6 separate regions of the Homo sapiens genome follow, and regions 1, 3, 4, 5 and 6 are each linked to region 2. The links are chromatin contacts, found by Hi-C or POLR2A ChIA-PET in ENCODE. All regions are on one chromosome and are shown on one strand. The core of a region is the stretch at or near the end of the contact, and the rest is flanking DNA. Distances in the headings are between cores, read along the strand shown.

What was found. Hi-C counts contacts between places; a loop is a spot of excess contacts on that map. ChIA-PET counts read pairs that join two places held with the same protein, here RNA polymerase II (POLR2A). Pooled maps may share reads with other maps.
Region 1: a map of CD4-positive, alpha-beta memory T cell shows a loop between it and region 2 (20-fold over the local background). The contact joins the promoter of RTN4IP1 here to the promoter of CDK19 in region 2. A Hi-C loop is called at or near these places in 1 of 168 maps with a recorded cell type or tissue (CD4-positive, alpha-beta memory T cell) and 6 of 50 pooled maps. POLR2A ChIA-PET finds 5 or more read pairs at or near these places in 1 of 52 experiments (T-cell).
Region 3: a pooled map shows a loop between it and region 2 (13-fold over the local background). The contact joins the enhancer-like site here to the promoter of CDK19 in region 2. A Hi-C loop is called at or near these places in 2 of 168 maps with a recorded cell type or tissue (both naive thymus-derived CD4-positive, alpha-beta T cell), 1 of 37 single-sample maps with no recorded cell type and 9 of 50 pooled maps.
Region 4: a map of transverse colon shows a loop between it and region 2 (32-fold over the local background). The contact joins the enhancer-like site here to the promoter of CDK19 in region 2. A Hi-C loop is called at or near these places in 1 of 168 maps with a recorded cell type or tissue (transverse colon). POLR2A ChIA-PET finds 5 or more read pairs at or near these places in 1 of 52 experiments (BJ).
Region 5: a loop to region 2 is called in a map of CD8-positive, alpha-beta T cell, with 13 times the contacts of the local background. The contact joins the promoter of HDAC2 here to the promoter of CDK19 in region 2. A Hi-C loop is called at or near these places in 2 of 168 maps with a recorded cell type or tissue (CD8-positive, alpha-beta T cell and naive thymus-derived CD4-positive, alpha-beta T cell) and 8 of 50 pooled maps. POLR2A ChIA-PET finds 5 or more read pairs at or near these places in 1 of 52 experiments (activated T-cell).
Region 6: a loop to region 2 is called in a map of B cell, with 21 times the contacts of the local background. The contact joins the promoter of MTRES1 here to the promoter of CDK19 in region 2. A Hi-C loop is called at or near these places in 1 of 168 maps with a recorded cell type or tissue (B cell) and 6 of 50 pooled maps. POLR2A ChIA-PET finds 5 or more read pairs at or near these places in 1 of 52 experiments (T-cell).

The regions. Positions count from the first base shown.
Region 1 is chr6:106,627,710-106,630,968 of GRCh38, reverse strand. It overlaps RTN4IP1 (reticulon 4 interacting protein 1), which reads left to right and starts at 1,471. Exons shown (of 9, transcript NM_032730.5): 1 at 1,471-2,221. The coding sequence starts at 1,948. It overlaps QRSL1 (glutaminyl-tRNA amidotransferase subunit QRSL1), which reads right to left and starts at 1,391. Exons shown (of 11, transcript NM_018292.5): 1 at 1,264-1,391. The coding sequence starts at 1,287. RefSeq lists enhancers at 1,160-1,219, 1,250-1,389.
Region 2 is chr6:110,813,678-110,817,399 of GRCh38, reverse strand. CDK19 (cyclin dependent kinase 19) reads left to right here and starts at 1,931. Exons shown (of 13, transcript NM_015076.5): 1 at 1,931-2,391. The coding sequence starts at 2,264. It also overlaps a transcript of AMD1 not described here. RefSeq lists enhancers at 1,631-1,710, 2,284-2,836, 3,071-3,180 and a silencer at 2,351-2,660.
Region 3 is chr6:106,518,526-106,522,183 of GRCh38, reverse strand. It overlaps CRYBG1 (crystallin beta-gamma domain containing 1), which reads right to left. Exons shown (of 22, transcript NM_001371242.2): 4 at 731-3,053. Among named protein-coding and RNA genes, the nearest start is that of RTN4IP1, 110 kb to the left of the region's middle. RefSeq lists enhancers at 1,218-1,267, 2,008-2,497, 1,720-2,919. Within about 2 kb of position 2,408, at least 24 of the 41 ENCODE cell types and tissues checked have a DNase peak (open chromatin) inside an H3K27ac peak, as active enhancers do.
Region 4 is chr6:113,823,968-113,827,621 of GRCh38, reverse strand. No RefSeq gene overlaps it. Among named protein-coding and RNA genes, the nearest start is that of MARCKS, 32 kb to the left of the region's middle. Within about 2 kb of position 1,646, at least 12 of the 41 ENCODE cell types and tissues checked have a DNase peak (open chromatin) inside an H3K27ac peak, as active enhancers do; they include transverse colon, where a contact is called at or near this core.
Region 5 is chr6:113,969,801-113,973,285 of GRCh38, reverse strand. HDAC2 (histone deacetylase 2) reads left to right here and starts at 2,138. Exons shown (of 14, transcript NM_001527.4): 1 at 2,138-2,429. The coding sequence starts at 2,378. It overlaps HDAC2-AS2 (HDAC2 and HS3ST5 antisense RNA 2), which reads right to left. Exons shown (of 10, transcript NR_125845.1): 1 at 3,008-3,485. RefSeq lists silencers at 1,628-1,807, 1,783-2,226, 2,168-2,467, 2,678-2,997 and an enhancer at 1,643-2,621.
Region 6 is chr6:107,026,557-107,030,266 of GRCh38, reverse strand. It overlaps MTRES1 (mitochondrial transcription rescue factor 1), which reads right to left and starts at 2,068. Exons shown (of 4, transcript NM_016487.5): 1 at 1,996-2,068. RefSeq lists enhancers at 1,350-1,449, 1,560-1,669 and a silencer at 1,780-2,249.

The DNA of each region.
Region 1 (3,259 bases), core at 222-2,721, 4.2 Mb after region 2:
AGGCGTGAGCCACCGCGCCGGGCATATTTATTTTTTAAAGAACAAATTTGATTCGACGCAATTTAAAATGATAACATAATAATGTATTTTGGGGGAAGAACTATTATTTAAAGCCTGTGGATTTCAATTTCTCATTATATATTACAGCTATCTATAATTATAATTCCACGCTGCCAGCTGGGAAACAAACAAAACGACAACTTCTAGGGTGGAATAAAAAGGAAGATGGAAGGCAGTTTAGGTCATCAGCGCCTACTTCTTACCAGAAATCACCTGGAGCCTCCATTAAACCATACTCCCGAACTTACCACACAGCTCTAATTAAGTCTAGAGTGGGGCATAGTTTTAGTTTCAACAGGTGCTTTATGTGACTCTGATAGCAATGGGCCTGCAGACAGTTCTAAGGTTGAGTGACGTGAACCAGGAAGCAAAAAGACCCGAATTAAAGCTATAACAGCAGAAATAACGTAAGAGGGCAGATTCCAGCCATATCTGCAAGATAGAATGAAGAGGGCTTAGTGATTTATTGGATATGAAAGATGAGGAAGAATCTAAAGGCAAATGAGATAATAGTTGTGCCATTAAAAAGAGTCTATTAAGAATTCAGAAATACCAGAGCTTTTTTAAGACGGGGGTTGAGAGGTAAGTCCTGTTACAATGATTACTTCAACACCGATTAAAGTGAATTTGAGGGTGCTTATGTGACATTTAGAAGAACTGCCCAGAAAGCATTCACAAATACAGTCTAGAATTCAAACACGACGTCCAGGACATGGAGACACGGGTTAGGAAATCACTGGTATCTTAGTGGTAGGTAAATCCTAGAGAACGAATTCTTTGAAAAAAGCCAAAAATTACTCATTTGAATTTTGCAAACTACAGTTTCGCCGGGCTTCTTAGCGACAACTGCAGCTAAGTGTCGGGGACAGAAGAGAGACTGAAGTGGCCCCGCAAGCCCCCTTTGGCAAAGCCCACTCCGAGACCATCCGGATCCCGACCTACACCAGAGCAAATGTCTAATGGTGAGAAGCCGCTTCACCACCCTACAGATCCGCGGTGCAGAGATTTCCCTGCTAAGGTCCTAACTCCTGAATGGGTACGGCGAGTACACCCGAAGAATCGAAAGGTACTTATCCCCCACTCAGTTCTAGAGGAAGCAGCGAGGTGGGCCAAGATGCGTGGTAAGGCCCAGGGACTCTTTGTCAACGAAGTCCGTTAAACTTTCCGCCCTCCCGGGGGCCTCAGCGGGCCAATTCCACTCACTTCTCGGAGGCTCCGGCCCAGCATGGTCCTCGTGCCCAGCCTGCCACCACAGGAGCCAGGCAAGGGGGAAAAAGAGGTCACCGGTCGCTAGTGATGTTACATGGGCGCAGCCATCTTTAATTGTCACTGAGCCCTTCAACACCGAGTACTTGGATTGGTTGAATTGCAGCCCGAGGAAATGATCTTTGTAGGCGATTGGTTGGCGCCGCAAAGCCATCCCGGCGGCTAAGGAGAGCGGGCAGGCAAGGAGATTCCGGGCCAGGGTCGCGGCGGCAGTCGGCAAGCGTTCGATTCTCTGGCGTTGGATCGCGAGCGGTGTCTGCTTGTCCCGCCGAGGGCTCCCAGGACAGGGCAGGGATCTAGGGGGTTTGCGCACCTGCTTTTTAATGCCCCGCCCCCCCTTTTTTTTTTAAAGTGGAGGGGGTGAAAGTGAGGGAGGAGAATGGACAGAATACTGACTGGAACGTTAATTCGAGCATTTCATATGCGAAGAGCGGAATAACAGTTCCGTATTCTTCTTTCAGTTTCTCCATTAGATTAGCTTCATTTTCGAATGCTCCGTTTTGCATGCTTAATTTTGAAACTAGCCCGTGGTTTGGCAGAATTTGACTGAATTCAGGGGTGAGAGTTTGATCCAGTCCAAGTGTATTTGAATTTGAGCACGCAGTTCAACCAGTGTTTACAATGGAATTTCTGAAGACTTGTGTACTTAGAAGAAATGCATGCACTGCGGTTTGCTTCTGGAGAAGCAAAGTTGTCCAAAAGCCTTCAGTTAGAAGGATTAGTACTACCTCTCCTAGGAGCACTGTCATGCCTGCTTGGGTGATAGATAAATATGGGAAGAATGAAGTGCTTCGATTCACTCAGAACATGATGATGCCTATCATACACTATCCAAATGAAGTCATTGTCAAAGTTCACGCTGCCAGTGTAAATCCTATAGACGTTAATATGAGAAGTAAGTTTTCAAAAGACATTGTTACCTTTTTTAAAAAAATCACTTTCATAAGGTATGCCGTTTTAAAAAATTGACTACGCTTCTTTGGTTTACATAAATGAATCATTTAGGTTTTTAACAATACCTCTGCAAATATTTCCAAAATTTTTGAAATTGCAATGGCCAGGGAATCCTTCTGGCCATTTGTATTGACAAAATATAAGCTTGATTGTTTTCATGCGTCCTTAAATATGTAAGTTCAGACTTGAGAACTGTGTCTGTAGCTAACTTTTTTTTTTTTGAGACTGAGTCTCACTCTGTCACCCAGGCTAGAGTGCGGTGGCCTGATCTCAGCTCACTGCAACCTCCGCATCCTGGGTTCAAGCAATTTCTCCTGCCTCAGCCTCCCGAGTAGCTGGGATTACAGGCGCATGCCACCACACCGGGCTAATTTTTTGTATTTTTAGTAGAGATGGGGTTTCACTATGTTGGTCAGGCTGGTCTCGAACTCCTGACCTCAGGCGATCCTCTGCCTCCGCCCCCTAAGTGCTGGGATTACAGACGAGCCATTGCGCCCTGCCTATGTTTGTAGCTAAATTTCTGTCCAGGGAACTTTGTGGTATTCTGAGATCCGTCACAGGCTTCGGAAGTATAGTTGTTTCCTAGTCAGTTTAGAATTTATGGGGTTTTTTGTTTGTTTTTGAGACAGAGTCTCACTCTATCGGCAGGCTGGAGTGCAAGGGCGCTTTCCTGGCTCACTGCAACCTCCGCCTTCCGGGTTCAAGCGATTCTCCTGCTTCAGCCTCCCAAGTAGCTGGGACTACAGACATGCGCCGCCACACCCAGCTAATTTTTGTATTTTTATAGAAACGGGAGTTTCACTGTGTTGGTGGGAGGCTGAGGCAGGAGAATCGCTTGAATCCGGAAGGCGGAGGTTGCAGTGAGCCAAGAACGCGCCCTTGCACTCCAGCCTGCCGATAGAGTGAGACTCCATCTCAAAAAAAAAAAAAAAAAAAAAAAAAAAAGCATTGAAATGACTTTACTGTGATTGTCTCATGA
Region 2 (3,722 bases), core at 682-3,181:
CAGACCTCGTGATCCACCCGCCTTGGCCTCCCAAAGTGCTGGGATTACAGGTGTGAGCCACTGCACCCAGCCTGAAGAGACTCAAGGTCTAAGGAAGTTTTCCAGGAGTGGGTGATGTAGCAAATAAGGTAAATCATTCCCCCTCCCACTAGTTTTCCAAGTTTCTTTCAAAACCTAGCAGGCAGTTCACTATTCTTTCCTTATCTACCACTTTGGGTAGAATTGACAATTCCCTTCTTTGTCCTCCTAATGAATGTGTTATGTCCTATCCTAGCACCAATCATGTTTAAGTGTGTATCCCAAACATTTGGGACATTAGGCTCACCATTACAGGGGAGGAAACCCTCTTAGGTTCTTCAGCTGGTCTATAAACTAAATTGATACCAGTCAGGTTAACAGGAGAAAAAGTTTTAATTACGTATGTATGCACAAGAGTCCCACAAAATATGAGACTCAAAGAAGGGCCAGATGTTTGACACTTATATTACATCCTGACCTCAAAAAGGAAGTGGGGCCCGGCATGGTGGCACGGACCTGTAATCCCAGCTACTCAGGAGTCTGAGGCAGGAGGATCCTTGAGCTCAGGAGTTGGACGCCAGCCTGGGCAACACAGCAAGGCCAGTCTCTTCAAAACAAAAGTGGGGTTTGGGGCTTCCAGGAGTGGTGGAGACAAGTTAAGAGAGGATAAGAGGAAAAAATGTCTAAGGTGAATAAAGGTTGACTTTTATGCAGATAAAAGTATCTCAGATGATACAAGTTGACTAGCAGCAGCTCTCTTTCTGGTAAGATTCCTTTAATTACGAAAATTTCCTTTAGAAATGTAAATTTCTCTTTACAAAGGAAGAGTTATTCTTTATTTTAGGCAGTAGTGGGATAAGTGAAGCATTTTCCTGTGTTGGCTGGATCTTAATTTATTTTGCTAAAAGACATCAATATGCCAGAGTGGCGTATTTTGGGGTGGCATATTCTGGACTCCTTCAGTTATAATTTGGGGTAGTGTGTCCTGAGCCCCAACACAATGAAATCAATCAACGTTCACCCTAACTAAAGGGGCTTTCTTAAACATTCTAGAACCTCACATCATGCATAGACCATAAAAAATCCTTTACAATTCAACCCAAAGGATCGTAAACGCGGCTTCCTCCAGGCACTTTTAATTGTCCTTAGACAGATGGCCAAAGCCTGGTTATGGGAACCGCATATGCTAAGAGAAAGCTGACTACAGCGCCAAGAAAATGATGATTGGCTGCTGGGGCTCAGAAGTTGCATGTTCTCCTCTGGCCAAGGCAGGCTCTAGGAAACTGCTGAAGGTTCAGTTTTTGAAATACGGTTTTTGCATCGTAAAGAAAAAAGATCAACCTATCAGGAAGAACCGAGCACATCCAATCACCAATCAAGAGCGGGAAAGAAGCCAAAGCCTGGGGATACCCACGCACCAACGAGGACGTCATTCTCCAGCCCCCGCCAATGAGCAGCGGGACGGGGGGCGGGGCAATAGGCGGACCCACTGCCCTAGAAAAGAAACAAGCTGCGGTACAACTGTCCTCACCAGCCCTCGCCTCCCGAGTCACTGCAGCCAACCCTTCAGCAAGGTGCTGATTTAATGCTTTCCATACTCTCTGCGTGGGGCTAGTTACAGTGAAGTATCCCCTTCCCACTAGAGTAAGGCACTTCTTTCCAGTGTCTCCCCGAGAACCGCAGAAAGCACACTGGAACTTCGAGCTTTCTACCTTCACAGGAACCGGGAGCCGTGCGCTACCTGAGGGGGAGGGGCGGCCCTGGTACGCAGGCGCGCATGCTTTGTGGGGGCGAGGCTGTGGTGGCCCGAGGTAACCTGGGAGCTGTATTTCTTACGCCGGCAAAACCGCCCAGGCCGCTGAGGCCTTCGCGACTTCATTTCCCAGGAGCCTCCGCGACCATGGGGCGGGCCAGTGAGTTCGCTAATGAGCTCGAGGAAGCCACGGCGCGGCCCACCAGGTTCCAAAACAAGGAAATGAAGGAGGGAGGCGGGACTGGGGGTGCCTGCGGGAGCCGCCGCCGCCGTCGCGGAGGAGGAGGAGGAAGAGGTGGAGGAGGTGGCTGCTGTGGCCGCCGAGGAGTCCCTTGCTGAAGGCGGACCGCGGAGCGGCGGGCGGCGGGCGGCGCGCGCGCGCGCGCGAGAGGCGGCTGTTGGAGAAGTGGAGCGGCGGTCGCGGGGGGAGGAGGAGGAGGGACTGAGCGGCGGCGGCCCCCGCGTCCCGTGCCTCTATGGGGGAAGCAGACAATGGATTATGATTTCAAGGCGAAGCTGGCGGCGGAGCGGGAGCGGGTGGAGGATTTGTTTGAGTACGAAGGGTGCAAAGTGGGACGCGGCACCTACGGTCACGTCTACAAGGCGAGGCGGAAAGATGGGTAAGAGCAGGGGCGGGAGGAGTAGGCTCGCTCGGGTCCTCGCCCTGCCCGCGACCTGGCGGGATGGGTGGGTCGGATCCCAGTCGGGCCGTGCCCGAGGGGCGAGGCGGAGGGGGTCGCGGGGTTGCGTCCGGACACCGACTCCGAGGGGCGCCCGTTCCGCCCGCCTCCCCCGCGCGGCCCCGTCGCGTACCTCGAACTCCCGCGGCGCAGCCCGGTCCGAGGCGTCGGTCCCGTCCCAGAGGGGCGCCCTCCGAGTGCTCGGAGACGGCGGGGGGACTCGAGTTGGGACCGCGGTGGAGGAGGAGTTTGTGGGGTCTAGTCTCTTGGGGGAACGCAGCGGGCAGGCAGAGCTCCGCTGCGGAGTTGCCGCTCCGGCCCTGGGTAGTGACGGTCGTTGTGGAACTTCCAATCGGCTGAGCGCCTCGCGGGGGCGGCGGTTTGAAACCTCGCCGGGGAGCCTGTCGGGCGAACGCGGCCTGGGGTCCTCGCCAGCCCCACGGCTCTGACCCGCTGGGCACCGCCGCCCCCAGCAGCGATCTCCGCCCTTCGGGCTGGCCGGCCCGTTGGCTTCTCTATGCAGTCCTCCCATCCCTGTTGTATGCCCGGCGTCCCGGGTTTCTCATTCTCACATTCTGAATTGCGTACCTTCCCCCTTCGAAGGAGACCTGATGGGCTAGCTGCGTTTCGCAAGCGGCAACTTAAGAGTTGGCTGAATTCTCTGCTACCCACCCTTTACCTTGCAGCCCCTTGGGTATCTTGGGTATTATGTCCTCCACTCCATCCTCTGCCAGATGACTGTGGGCTGGGGCTTATGGAGTACCTATATTATCAAGAACGGAATACGAAGTGACAGAGCTGGGCCTGAACCTTTGTTTTCCTAGGAGTTGAGGGAGAACTGTAGGAACACCTTGGGAAGCCTTTACTGGTTGTCCTCTTAAGAAGAGCTGGATAATGTACTGAGAATACCTGTCCTTTCTTGGTCCTGGAGGGCAGACAGCAGCTACAGCAGGACTGGTGGAACCAGCTTCCTGGCAGGAATTACCCTCCCCCAAAGCTAGGGACCCAGGAAGATGCCCTGTCCAGCATAGACTTTAAAGAGAGTCAAACTCTACGGAAGAGGATTGTAACGGACCATTTCTGAATAAAGTGATGATCAGCCACAATGACATTAGTAAAATTTGAAGTGCCGCTTATCTTTGTGCGTGCTGTTATAATTTGATGTGGTTGGTATATGAACTCTAGGACTAAAGTACGTTGTGTGCGTATGCACTAACTTCATAAAACAACTCTATTATAAAGTGTTTTGTCATAAGGTATCGTGAAAATTG
Region 3 (3,658 bases), core at 1,159-3,658, 4.3 Mb after region 2:
CAAATCTTCAAAATTCTAAGTATAGCACTGAGCATTTTTACATAGAATAGGTAAGAAAAAGCAACTCATCTGTCTCTGAACTCTAAAAGCTTACCTATACCTTTCATAATACAACATATAAATTCACATGTGCCTTAAAAGATTTATTGCCAGCCAGTCAGGATGGCTCACACCTGTAATCGCAACACTCTGGGAGGCCGAGGCAGATGGATCACGAGGTCAGGAGTTCGAGACCAGCCCAGCCAATATGGTAAAACCCCCGTATTTGTATTTTCAGTCTTTACTAAAAATACAAAAATTAGCCAGGCGTGGTGGCACGCGCCTGCATTCCCTGCTACTAGGGAAGCCGAGGCAGAAGAATCGCTTGAACCCAGGAGGTGGAGGTTGCAGTGAGCTGAGATTGCACCACTGCACTCCAGCCTGGGCGACAGAGCGAGACTCTGTCTCAAAAAAAAAAAAAAAAAAAAAAAAAGATCATGTGCCTTAGAGCATTTGTAGCTTTATCTCCCTGCAAGACTACAGATGCCTTCAGTGAAGACTCTTAGTACATTTTTTTCTTGCACTCTAACGGTCCCTTGTACATTGCAGGTTTTCAAATATGTGATGAATGAATAAAAACTATAGCACATAAGCTTAACCATTTCTAAAAGAATAACATGAGTTGCTCATCATCCTTCTCTTCCCTTGCTTTAAAAATACCCCAAATAAATAATAACACATTGCTACTTACCATTGTGTCTGATAATGACATTCCAGAAAAAGAAATGCTTGGGTCATACCGGCTTGATTTGAAAAGACCCATGAAGTCGGTGTCACTGTTTGCACAGTTTGGCAAGTTTGATTTAATAACACTTTCAATATGATTAGCCTTTTCCATATCATCATTCTTCAGTTTTGACAATTCAGAAAATTTAGTTTCTGGCAAGTGTAGGTTGCTTCGTGAATCCAGATCTTCTTTGGTTTTCTCTTTTTGCGGGTATTTTTCCATGTGGCTTGGACTTTTCAAACTGGAGTGTGATGTACTTGACGAGTTGAAATTGAAGACCTTTAAGGAGTTGTCGGGCAGAAGATTTGACTGTTCTTTGTTCAAACCACAGGGCGGGGCACCCTCAGTCGTGGGCTGTGACACTGAAGACTGAGATAGGGAACCGTTCTGAGAAGTACTGAAAGCCGTGGTCATAGTGTTGACTGATGTCACAGAAGGAGAAAAGATTTTGTCTTGTGGTAAAGAAGATAACAAGCTTGAGAAAAGTGCACTTTTTTCTAGTCTCGATCTCTTAATGCCACCATTTGTGACGTCCCTGTTCTCTTTGTCATTGATTTCCGGCATCACCAGAGGCTCACTGTTCCCATTAGTGTTGGTGTGCAGGGACTTGAAGAGGACGCTCTGTTCAGCAGATGCACGTTTGGGTCTCAGTTTGGATTTTGTGTCAAGGTTCTGCATCAAATGTAAAGCCGGTGACATTTCTGGCTGACTTTCCTTCTTCTTCCCCAAACCAAAGGTAAACACTTTGGGATCAAACACCTTTTCTAAATGGTCTTCGTGAATAGGAGGCATGGCAAAGTGAGGAGCAGGAGAGTTTGGCATCCTGGCCTTCTTTCTTTTCATGGGCATACAAACTGCGCTATCCATCTGTTTTATAATTTCAGTGAATTTTTCCATATCAGAAGAAGAATCAAATACACTATCATCACTACCAGCAGAAATGTTCAAAAGGCTGGCAGGGCTATCCTGGCCATTTGTAACAGTCTGATCTGGCCTTTGAGGAGTGGCTAAGTGATTTCCGCTGCTGGGAGAGTTGGTGGGACTGGATTCAGCCATCAGGGGTGTTCTGCTGCCCTGACTTTGAGCCTGAATAGGCAGAGTTTTCTCTGATGCTGGCGGTATGACTTGTGGGCCAGATTTTGCCGCGAGCTCTGCTGTGCAATGAGAGTGTTCATTGCCCAGTACTTCCTCTTGTGGGGGAGCACAACTTGCAACGGAAACCACTTCAGGTTCATTACTGTGACAAGTTGGCAACTGCACTTCTCTAACTTCAGAGCTCTCTGGGATGACCTGGGAGCTCACATCCTGGGTGCTCTCCACGGGGAGCACGAAGGACCTGACCTGGACGAGGACTCTGGATGGACACTCACTTCCCACAGCTTCTGGACTACGCTCTGTGGACAAAGGAGGGGTTGTTTCTCCTCCAAGTTCTAAAAGTGGCATTTTCTCATTGTTCTGACGAGACACAGGCAAAACACATCCTTTATGGTTTTCTGACACTTTTAGATCAGTGCATGGGAAACTGCTTATGGGTGATTGAACACATGTGTCTTTGGGAACATCCCCAGGAGCGGGTGCAGACAGTGAAAGAGAAGGCCCAGGAGATGACTCAGCAGGGGACTGTGAGTCAGAAAATGTATGCTGTGGCTTTGGCATGGCCGTTGGAGGTAAATCTTTGGTATCCACAGTGGTGGGGATGTCTTGTGCTGTATCGGTTACATTTTCAAGTACAAGGCTTTTGCTGTCTGCAGCCTCTGAGTCCTCCTTCTCTAAGAGCTTATGATCCTTGACAGGAATCAGAGCAGAAGCCACTGGTTCTGAAAGGCAGCCAGCATCTGTTTGTACATCTGCTTTATCATCTTGGTTAGGCTGAGGACCAAGAGCTTGATTCTCAGAAGAGTCTCCATTCATTCCTCTGGTTGCTGGCAGAATCTCTTCTTCCGAGACGGTAACTTTGGTTTCTATAGCAGTTTCCTTAACCAGCACACCATTCTGGGGACTGTTTGGCATTACTTTCTTTTCAGGTTGCTCCATTTCTTTGGCTTTTTTGGCTAAATTCAGCTTTGCCCTCCCAACAAACGTTTTACTAGAGGCAGGAGTATTCCTTTGGCCTCGAATGTCAGTGTGTCTTGGGCTACTGTTTGTCCGTTTGTTTTCAAATAAGGAGATTTTGGTGGCAGTGTTGCCTTTGTGAACTGGCTGGCTAAATGGATTGTGCTCATTTCCCAAACTGTCAAGATTCTTAGGGGTTTTAAGATTTAGTTCCACATGTTTGGGCTTGGCAGGGCTGTGAGGAAAAAGCAGGAAGATAAAGTTATTGACCTAGTTTTAAAAAGTGAACACACAAACCAATTAATTATAAAACTATGAAAAGCCAACATCTCCCTGATATATAACATTTGGAGTGTGGTGTGTGTGTGTGTGTATGTGTGTGTGTGTGTGCGCACACATGTGTTTTTAAGACAAGGTCTTGCTCTGTCGCCAAGACTGGAGTACAGCAGTGTGATCATAGATTGCTGCAGCCTCGAACTCCTGGGCTCAGGCAATCCTCCTGCTTCAGCCTCCCAGGTAGCTGGGACTACAGGCACATATCACACACCCAACTAATTTTTTTATTTTTATTTTTTTGTAGAATGGGGTCTATGTCACCCAGGCTGGTCTCAAACTCCTGGCTTCAAGCAATCCTCCCATCTTGGCCTCCCCAAGTGCTGGGATTACAGGCATGAGCCACCATTCTCTGCCACATTTGTTTTTTAATGAAACTATTTTTAAATAGTCCTAAGTACACTACCAACTATTTTTAATGGGTGTTTTGCTTGCATATGAGGGATCGGAAGATTATATAGCCAAGAAACTCTAGGGATGAGGGATGAACTAATTTATTGAGTACGT
Region 4 (3,654 bases), core at 397-2,896, 3.0 Mb before region 2:
GATTAGGCTCTTCTATAAGCAAAGATTAGATACAAAAATTTTTTGAGCAGTTGAGTGCCATATCAAAGAGACATTTTCAAGAGATTTCTCAGGTGATGGCATGTGAGTTGGTGAGAGAGCTTGGAGGCAGAAAAAATCAGAAGAATTAGTTACTTGTGCAAGAGTATGTGAATATCTTGGAACAGATATAAAGGTGTAAGGCAGAGAAACTAGAGCAGGAGAGTGGAATCCTCAGATTATAAAGAGATGACCAATAAGACATTGCAATTGAGTTTGAGGATAAGGAAAGGGGTAAATAAAAACCCATTTCTAGGTCTTGTGTTTAGATTATGTTAAAAATTGTGATACCATTGATAAATGGTGGAAAATCAATTTTGGAGGAAAAATAATGCATTCAGTTTTAGGCATTTTCAGGTTGAAAATGCAATGATGGAATGTTTGGGTGCAGAGGAGGCAGGCGCTAACCAGTTTGTTGAATGTTCAAGACTGGAGCTTAGAAGGGAGATCAGAGGTTAGAAAGTAAATACAAGGCCTACATGTTAGCTCACACTTGTAATACCAGCATTTTGGGAGGCCAAGGCAGGAGGATCGCTTGAGGCCAGGAGTTTGACACCAGCCTGGACAACATAGTAAAGACCTATCTCTACAAAAATATAATCAAAAAGTTAGCCAGGCATGTGGTGCATGCCTGTAGCTCTAGTTACTCAGGGGGCTGAGGCAGGAGGATTGCTTGAGCCCAAGAGTTTGAGGTTGCAGTGAGCTATGATCATGCCACTGTACTCTACCCTGGATGACAGAGTGAGACTCTGTGTCTAAATAAATAAATAAAAAGGAAAAACATATAGATGAAATGATGAAAACATATAGATGAAAGTAAAAACATATAGATGAAATGATGAAAAAGAGTTGTCCACTTACTTCCTTTGTTGTAATTTCTCTGTTATAAGCTCCTTGAAGGTAGGACGAAGTCCTATTTGTTTTTGTTATCTGGCTTTGCATGTGAAGCACCTGGTACATAATCTGCATTTTATGAGTCATTTTTCTGGAAAGCTACTTAGACCCATATGCAACCCTATGTTACTTGTGCTAACGAGATACAAAGAGAACACTTAGGTGTAAAATTCACAGACAAGTGAAATTTTTAGGTAATAGCCTCAATCTTCCCTTTCTCCTAGAAAATAATTTATTACTACAAGTTACCAAACTAAAATTTATATATATTTTTTCATCTGATGATAGGTTGAAAGGCTTTAAGCCCATTACAGATAGGAAGTCTTAGTTAATTGCTATTTTGTGCTTGCTGATTTCTCAGGTCCCTTAAAATTTTAAGAAATCTAAGTTTAAGTTGGGTGAGAAGGAACTAGATAAAGCTACAAATCCTTGACATATTAGGAGTGCACATTACTCCAAAACCTCTATTTATCTTTTTCTCCATGTTTCTCTGTAAATTAGCCCAGCACTGAGAAATGATGGCTGAGCCTTGTAAAAGAGTACCTTCTGGTTCAACTTCTGTAGCTTAATCTGCTTCTCCCCTCCCAGCATGGGAGAGCTCAAGTAATGCATGTTTCCAAGTGTGGAGGGAAAAAGTCAGGGCCCTGTCTCTGCCAGCCCAGCAGTTCTCAGAGGAGCTGGAGCGTTGCCCGGTTGCTCCTGGGAATTGTGCGGTCGCCAGTGCAGCTGCACTCCTCATTACATGGTGGCCAAGAAGAGTCTCTTTCTATGCGCTGATTTTTCAGCTCATAGACATTGAGGCACCAGGATGTTGTAGGGGATTGGGGAGGCACTCTGCCCTATAAATATGACTTTCCCAAAGTTGCCCCTCCTTCTCCTCACTCTGGCCACAGTTTACACAGGAACACAGCAGAAAGATTGCATATTTAAGTCTTTTCTTCCTTCAAGGGAGAGACAGTCACCCCTGCTTAGGTGCAGAGAAAGAGAGGAGAGTGGAGAGCAGAAAATAGGCCTCCTTTAGTCTCCCTTCAGTGGCTGGAGGAGGTGTGGCACAGTGGGAGAGCCCCAGACTCAGAGGCAGTCAGAGATCTGCTACTGGGACTCTATCACCCTGGACCTTCATTTCCTCTTTGCAAAATGAGGGGCTCTAACTAGATCTCTAAAATCTCTTTCCTGGCTGGGCGTGGTGGCTCACACTTGCAACCCTAGCAATTTGGGAGGCGGAGGTGGGTGGATCACATGAGGCCAGGAGTTCGAGACCAGCGTGACCAACATGGCAAAATCCCATCTACTAAAACTACAAAAATTAGCCGGGCGTGCTAGTGCACACCTGTAGTCCCAGCTACTCGGGAGGCTGAGGCACGAGAATTGCTTGAACCCGGGAGGGGGAGGTTGCAGTGAGCTGAGATCGCACCACTGCACTCTAGCCTGGGCCACAGAGTGAGACTCTGTCTCAAACAAAAACAACAACAACTCAAAACAAACCAACAAAGAAACAAAAAGAAAAGTATCCTTCCTGTCCTAATATCCTATTTTTTTTTTTATTTCATGAGATGAAAAACAATACACACTCCAAGTTATTCTTGACGTAATTCCACTAGAGTACTGGGCAACATCTAGCTCATGTATAAACACTTCTCCATGCCTTTTGAAATACTTTGGAGGAGAATACGGAAAAGGTAAATCTGAGAGAACACAATTAATTCTGACATTTCTGTTAAATTTGGAAAACTACAATCTTGAACTAGAGTTTGTAGGTTGGCCAGAACCTAAGTTTTGAGGAGGTATCTTCTAGGCTGGACTGATTTATGCTGGCCTTGAGCATGCAAGGACTCCCAGCCTGAAGGACTGCGATACAGTTTGGAGGCAAACTGTCTTTGATTAAACTGTTCCATCTAGTCCTGCTCCTGGTTACTGAGGGTGTGCTGTTAGTTACCACTGTGAGTGAGAAGTGGAGTCCACGTAGATACTTGGCAACGGTTGGCATCTATGTGGTCATGTGTGTTGTTTGTGCTGAAATCCCATAATACCTCCAGGCAGTTTAATTCTGTGGTGGAACCAACTTGAATAATTAAACAAAGCTAAGATTTGACAACACTGCACTTGTGGTACAACACAGCTGTGATTCCATGGGCTCAGCAGGGAGAAGGAGTTGGAGGAATCTGTCATAGCAAAAGCATGCTTTGTAACAAATAACAATTTAGCAGACATCCAAAGTGCTATGGAACAGAGGCTATAAAGAGTATGGTCTGTCAGGAGTGAATGGGTCATGGTGTCTGTTCTTGGGGGGTGATTGATCACGTCTGCTTGAATCATGGGTGTCTTATGAAATGAAACTTCTTGCCAGAGATGGATCGCCCCGTGATGCTCTCTCCTCCTATAAACACTTTTGCCATCTGATTTATAAATTGTCAGTAAGTAAACATTTTTGGGGAGAAAAGATCACTTTTGGGAACAACTAAAAATTTGATACTTTTTGTGTGTGTGTGTGTGTCTGGGATAGCCCTAGGGATTAAGGAAGACTAAAGACTCTTTGTTTATTAGATACAATAGAAGTTTGTATATTTGAAAGGATTTGTTTCCTGCTGCCTTCTCTTGTTGGGTAAAGCTTAAAAAAATAAAAATACTTTTGAGAAGTAACCAATTTTCTGATGCTAGACTTTGGGATCTCTATTTTATCCTGAGTGTGATGGCTTTTTGTGT
Region 5 (3,485 bases), core at 889-3,388, 3.2 Mb before region 2:
AATGTGGTCAATGAAATCTGGAGCTTGTCAATGGGTTTCAATAACTGATGCCACTTTTAGCTCTGCTAACATAGTAGAGATTATAGACAGAATTCTCTTGGCCAACTCCTATCATGGGATAAAACTCCTCCCACACCAGTTTCTAAAGGTAATGTAACTTGCTTCTATTGGTTTAAAATTATTAAATAATAAATACGTTTCTCAGCTAGTCAAAAGATATGTCCAGGCTCTTCTCACAAGTTCAATGTTAGGTGCTGTGGGTGCAAACAGTAATTTAGTAATTGTCACTGTTATTATAGTAATCCTAATAATCCCTTATTCACATAATTCTTCATTTTTTAAAAGTATTCCATATTAATTTTCTTATTTGAGATTCTGAATATTACTCTCCAAGTAATACTGCCCCATTTTACAGATAAGGCAATTCAAAAAACGTTTAAGTGACTTGCCCTAAGTCACAGGCACTAGAGAAACTATTACATGCAAGATAAACCTGGTCCCTTCATTTATGACACTCCATTCATAGTGGGACATTCAGACGAGTTGTGGGCAACTGCAACATGGTTAAGTGTTGAGCTACAGCATACAACGTACATGGCATGGAGAACAGTCTTGGCGGGAGAGGGGTCAGGGAAGTCTTCCCAAAAGAAACAAAGTGTCATTTCAGACTTCATTGTGTTGGCCCTGGGGAAGAACATTCACTTCTACTAAATTCACTTATTCTGTTCTCAGAATCTTCCAAGTTGATTTTGTACTTGATAGAGCACAACTTAGAAGGTCAATTAACTTTACCTCTAGGCCAGTGTTTCACTCACCGTAATTTCTCTAGCAACTTCATCAGTCACCTGGGGTCTTGTTAAAAATACAGAGGAGGGGGCGGAGGGAGGGCAGGGGCCACCCTGGACTTAACTTTTTCTAAATCTCTTGGGGGTGAGGTTGGGGAAAATTGCTGCTTTAAGCATGAACACTTTCGGGATTTTGAAGTCAAACAGCAAATTAAAAGGGGTATTTTTGGTAGTGGCTCTTAAATTCCAGCATCAATACAGCCTTTTTTTTTTTTTAATAGGGGTGTATTTGGGGGGTAGGGATAGCAATTTTATATAACTGGGATTGGGTGCTATAAAACAGGCTGTTAGCCTCCAGCCCTCACCTGCAAGGTGGCTGGCTTAAGGTAGGTACTTGATAAATGTGGATTTATTTAACAGAGGAACACTTGTATTCATAACCTCCAAGAGTTTCGAAAGTCTTTCTGCTCCAATCTTCCAGTGTCTAGCCAGCAGCATTGCTGCAGAGTGGAACAGCTAGGGTGCGTGGAGTTTGCAGAATGAGTTCAAACCTCCAGACTTATCAGTTAGCAGTAAGAACAAGTTCCTTAATCTGCCTCCACCTATAAAGAAGGAGTACAATTGCCACTTACCTCCTAGAGTTGTTGAGAGTCTTAAATGAGATTAAATATTATAAATAGATTATCAATGGAATATATTATAAATGCAAGTGCTTAGAACTGTACCTTATAAATGAGCTCCACAGATGCTTATTAAAACCCGAGCGGTGCCCTCTCCCCTTAACATCCGTAATAGGCCCCCTTACACCTCATACCCATTACGAGTCAAAATAATAATAATAATAATAAATAAGTGAACAAACGACAAACGAGAAAACTAGGCTACCAGGCACTGGGGCGATGGGCCACAGCCCGGCGGGGTAGTGGGCCCGGAAGGGGCGCGGGAGTGGGCTCTCCCCGCCGGGCTCGCGGCACGTGGTCGGCTTGGGCGGGAGCTTCGCGACAGTGGGGGAGGGGAGCAGCGTGGGACGCCGAGGAGGGGTCCAGACCGCCAAGGCTACGAGGCGCCGACTGCGCAGGCTCGGGGACAGGCGCAACCACTGCGCGCAGACCTGAGGGGGAGAACGTCCACCCGGCTGCACGCTCCCTGGATCTACTTGCGCAGCGAAAGCTTGTCTTCTTCCTCATTTTAACACTGTGTATGGCGCCGCCTTGCGCAGGTTGTTCACCCTAACAGGGCCTCTAACCTCGAGCCCGAAACGGCCTCCTTCTCCAGCCGTGCCCCTTCCTCCCCCGTGGAGGCCGCAGTGGATGCGCTCACCTCCCTGCGGCCTCCTGAGGTGGTTTGGTGGCCCCCTCCTCGCGAGTTGGTGCCGCTGCCACCTCCGATTCCGAGCTTTCGGCACCTCTGCCGGGTGGTACCGAGCCTTCCCGGCGCCCCCTCCTCTCCTCCCACCGGCCTGCCCTTCCCCGCGGGACTATCGCCCCCACGTTTCCCTCAGCCCTTTTCTCTCCCGGCCGAGCCGCGGCGGCAGCAGCAGCAGCAGCAGCAGCAGGAGGAGGAGCCCGGTGGCGGCGGTGGCCGGGGAGCCCATGGCGTACAGTCAAGGAGGCGGCAAAAAAAAAGTCTGCTACTACTACGACGGTGAGCGGCCGGGCCGGTGTCGGGGTGGGCGCGCGGGGCCGGGCGCTGGGTTCCGCGGCTGCCGTCGCGAGTGGGCGCCGGGGCTGAGGGGTGGGAAGGAGGAGGGACCGACATTTGGCCGCATCTTAACCCGTTCCCGGCCCGGCACAGTTAGAACGAGACCCTCTTCCTGGCGCAGCCCCCGCGGTTCCTGCGGGCGGGAATCAGGGGGCCCGCCCGTCTTGTCTCCTGCCTCTCCCCCTTCGGCCGTGCAGTCCGCAGCCTCGAAGGTGGCCGCCGCTGGGGACGGCGCCGGCCTACCCCGCCTTGGTGGTGGCGGCGGCGAAGGGGGCGGCCCATTCTCTCCCTTCTCCCGCCCACCATTCGTGGCAACGCAGGTTTGGGGTGCCCCGCGTCGGCCTCCTACCCCCTCGACCCGTCCCCCGCGAGGCAAAATTTCTATCCCGGCCTTGACTCTACACAAAGCCCCGCGGCCGCGAGAGCTCCGCCCCTCCCGTCCCCTTCCCTCCTCCTCGCCTGCTCGCCTCCCCTACCCTGCGTTCGGTCTGGCCGGAGCGTCTTCTCCTTCCTCGGCTTACCCTTTCCCCGGACCCCTCCTCCCGGTGGGCGCTGGAGAGTAGTTACTGAGGGTGGGGGCTCAGGTCGCGTGTGGCTTTATCACACCCATGTTTTGCGTGGGCTCCAACCCTCTCCTTTGTTCGCTGGGTTCTTTGAGCGCGTCTTTCTCAGGATTCAAATGGAAGGGCTTCACTTCCTCAATAATAGTTCGGGTTTTCCAGTTTCAGGCAGAAAGACTTCGTAGGAAATAAGAGGTGGTAGGGAGATGTGGAACTGCTACTGCTTGTGTTGTAGATCAGACTCCATGGGTCCTGGCTTGCCTCAGAGAGGTGGTTACCACCCACTTCTTTGTTGCTCTTTGTTCGATCAGGAAATAGACCCTGCTTTGGGGATTTAGAGAGCATTGGTATCTTGCAAAGGCTGTTCCTAGGTGGTGGGGAATCCTGGTATGGGAAAACTTTGAGAAGTGGGAGAAGTGCAGAAGTACTAAATATTCTA
Region 6 (3,710 bases), core at 819-3,318, 3.8 Mb after region 2:
AGCACTCAGAGAACAGCAAAGTCTCTACGATGGTCTAAAGGCTCTATAGGATCTGGTGCTCCCTCAACCCCCATTTCCTCTCCAACCTCATCTGCCAATTTGACTCTTGCAAATTCAGCTTCAGCAACACTGGCATCCTCCCCTTAATTAAGCACTTACCATGTGCCAAGCACTAATCTGGGCACTAGGAATTCAGCAGAGGAAAAAAATACGAAGATTCCTATTCTTGTAGAGTTTATAGTCTAGTAGGGGAAACAGGTAGACAAAAAAAAAAACACCCTGTAAATTATATGATAGCTGGTGGTTAATGCACTGGGGGAAGAAAGTGGAGCAGGGTAAGGGGGATTGAGAGGGCAAGATGAGGTCAGGCAGGTGGCTCACGCCTATAATCCCAGCACTTTGGGAGGCCAAGGCAGGAGACTCGCTTGTGTCCAAGAGTTTGAGATCAGCCTGGGCAACACAGTGAGATCTAAAATAAAAATAGTATGGGCGCGGTGGCTCATGCCTGTAATTCCAGTACTTGGGGAGGCTGAGGCGGGCGGATCACTTGAGGCCAGGAGTTCAAGACCAGCCTGGTCAACATGGTGAAACCTCGTCTCTACTAAAAATACAAAAATTAGCCAAGCGTGGTGGTGCACACCTGTAGTCACAGCTATTTGGGAGGCTGAGGCTGAAGAATCGCTTGAACCTGGGAGGGGGAGGCTGCAGTGAGCCGAGTTCACACCAGTGCATTCTAGCCTCGGCGACAGAGCGAGTGTCAAAAAAAAAAACAACAAAACAGGCCGGGCGCGGTGGCTCACGCCTGTAATCCCAGCACTGTCGGAGGCTTAGGCGTGCGGATCAGGAAGTCAGGAAATCGAGACCATCCTGGCTAACACGGTGAAACCCCGTCTCTACTAAAAATACAAAAAATTAGCCGGGCGTGGTGGCAGGCGCCTGTAGTCCCAGCTACTCGGGAGGCTGAGGCGGGAGAATGGCGTGAACCCGGGAGGCGGAGCTTGCAGTGAGCAGAGATCGCGCCACTGCACTCCAGCCTGGGCGACAGAGCGAGACTGCGTCTCAAAAAAAAAAAAAATAGCCGGGTGTGGCGGTGTGCGCCTGTAGTCCCAGCTGCTGGGGAGGCTGAGGCAGGAGAATGGCGTGAACCTGGGAGGCGGAGCTTGCAGTGAGCCGAGATCCCGCCATTGCACTCCAGCCTGGGCGACAGAGCAAGACTCCGTCTCAAAAAAACAAAACAAAACAAAACAAAACAACACCCTGTGGAATAAAAATTGATCAGGAGGACGGGTGCATTCGAATGAATCAGGAAAAGAACACGCAATGATGGACCCTGGGAAGTGACCTGATGGAAGTTCATTTTAAAAGATCTCTTTGGCGTTGGTGTGGGATGAGTGGAGAGATGATCACGGCAGAATCCCATAGGAGGTTTTGGGTGACATCTTCAGGAGAGGTATACAATCTGAACTAACCGAAGACTGTAAGAAAAGCAGTGTCTGTAAAAAAAGCAGCGCTGACTTTGACCTGCTTGACGCCAGGAAACGCTCCACATTCCTGAGCCCGTTCACCGCTCCGTAAGATGGAGAAACTGGTCTAAACGCTTTGAAGTCTAATGCAGCTAAAGATCCTTCCCTTTACTTGGAGACCTCGGAGGCTGTGGGCTGAGACAGGGTCGGATTCCTCTCGCTCCCTCCCCACCCCCGCGGGCAGTGCACCTTCCTGGGTCCCCAAGGTCAAAGGAAATGGACAACTGCGTCCCCGGGTTCGCAGTCTGCATTCGGAGCCAGCAGGAGCGACAGGAGGCAGGAACGGAAGGCTTCGCCGCGCTCAATTACCACAGTCCCTGCGCAGCCCTGAGCTCGCGGGGCGTCCCGAGGCTGGCAGGACACGGGACACTCACGGGGAGACCCGGCGGGAGCGTGGGCGGGGCGGAGAGGCGAAGTGACAGGGGGCGCGGGCAGGGGGCCCGGCGCGGCGCGCCAGCAGAGGCGCACTCACCTGTACGTCAGGCCCTCTCGTCCCTCCCCGCGGCCGCGCGGACTGCAGGCCTCCAGGCTACCCCTATCTGCGCCCCGCCCCTTCCGCCGGCGCCGGCGCAGTGAGAGCGGGTCGGGCGGGGCGCGAGGCCAGGGCGGCAGCGAAGCAGCGACCCCTGCTGGAGGCCGCGTCTTGGAGGACTGCGCGGGAAGTAGGCTCGGGGCACACCATTCTCCCGGGTTCACGCCATTCTCCTGCCTCAGCCTCCTGAGTAGCTGGGACTACAGGCGCCCACCACCACGCCCGGCTAATTTTTTTGTGTTTTTAGCAGAGACAGGGTTTCACCGTTTTAGCCAGGATGGTCTCGATCTCCCGCCCTCGTGATCCGCTCTCCTCGGCCTCCCAAAGTGCTGGGATTACAGGCGTGAGCCACCGCGCCCGGCCATCTTAATTCTTTTTTCTTTTTTTTTTTTTTTTGAAACCGAGTCTCACTCTTGCCCAGGCTGGAGTGCAGCGGCGTAATCTCAGCTCACTGCGACCTCCGCCTCCCGGGTTCAAGCGATTGTCGTTCCTCAGTCTCCTAAGTAGCTGGGACTACAGGCGTGAGCCACCATGACCGGCTAATCATCTTAATTATTAATGAAGTGATCCTTTCTCTGGGACCACTAACCCCTTTGAACATTTTTTTTTTTGACAGGGTCTCACTCTGTTGCCCGGAGTGCAATGGTGCGATCTCGGCTCACTGCAACCTCTGCTACCCAGGCTCAAGCTGTTCTCCCCACCTCAGCCTCCCCAGTACCTGGGACTCCAGGTGTGTGCCACCACGGCCTGCTAATTTTTGTTTTGTTTTGTTTTGTTTGTAGAGATGGGGTTTCGCCATATTGCCCAGGCTGGGACTCAAGAGAAGCGATCTTCCAGCCTCAGCCTCTTAAAGTGCTGGGATTACAGGTGTAAGCCACCGAGCCCGCCCTCTTTGAACATCTCCAAGAGATATAGGCGTTGTTTCCAGAAAAATGTGCAAATACGTCAGACTCGCAGTTTAAGGAAACATCTTTTCAAGACCAACGCAATTTACACGTGAGCCAATTCCCCTTTCCCTCCCAACCAACTATCCATCCATTCGTCCATCCATCCATCCATCCATCCATCCATCCCTCTCTCATTAGGTCTGTCTGTGGAGAACTCTGACTCATACACCAAACAAGATGTCACCCTGCAACATTCTAACAAAACTTCTAGTCAAAGTCACAGATGACCTCTGCAATGTAAATCCAAAGGTCTGGTCTCATTCCTCAACTTACTTGAGTTATAGGATACCCCATTGGTTTCACCTACCTCACTTGCCACTTAATCTTCTTCCCTGTTTTTTCTTTTGTTTTGTTTTGTTTTTTTGTTTTTGAGAATGAGGCCTGCTCTGGCCCCCAGGCTGGTGTGCAATGGCATGATCTCTGCTCACTGCAACCTTCACTCTCGGGTTCAAGCGATTCTCCTGCCTCAGCCTCCTTAGTAGTTGGGACTACAGGTACGCACCACCATGCCCGGCTAATTTTTGTAGTTTTAATAGAGACAGGGTTTCACCAATATTGGCCAGGCTTGTCTCAAACTCCTGACCTCAAGTGATCCACCTGCCTTGGCATCTCAAAGTGCTGGGATTACAGGCATGAGCCACCACTCCCAGCCAGCTGTTTTTTCATTACATCCTTAGAATGCCAAAGAGTAAGTGCCCCATACTTAGA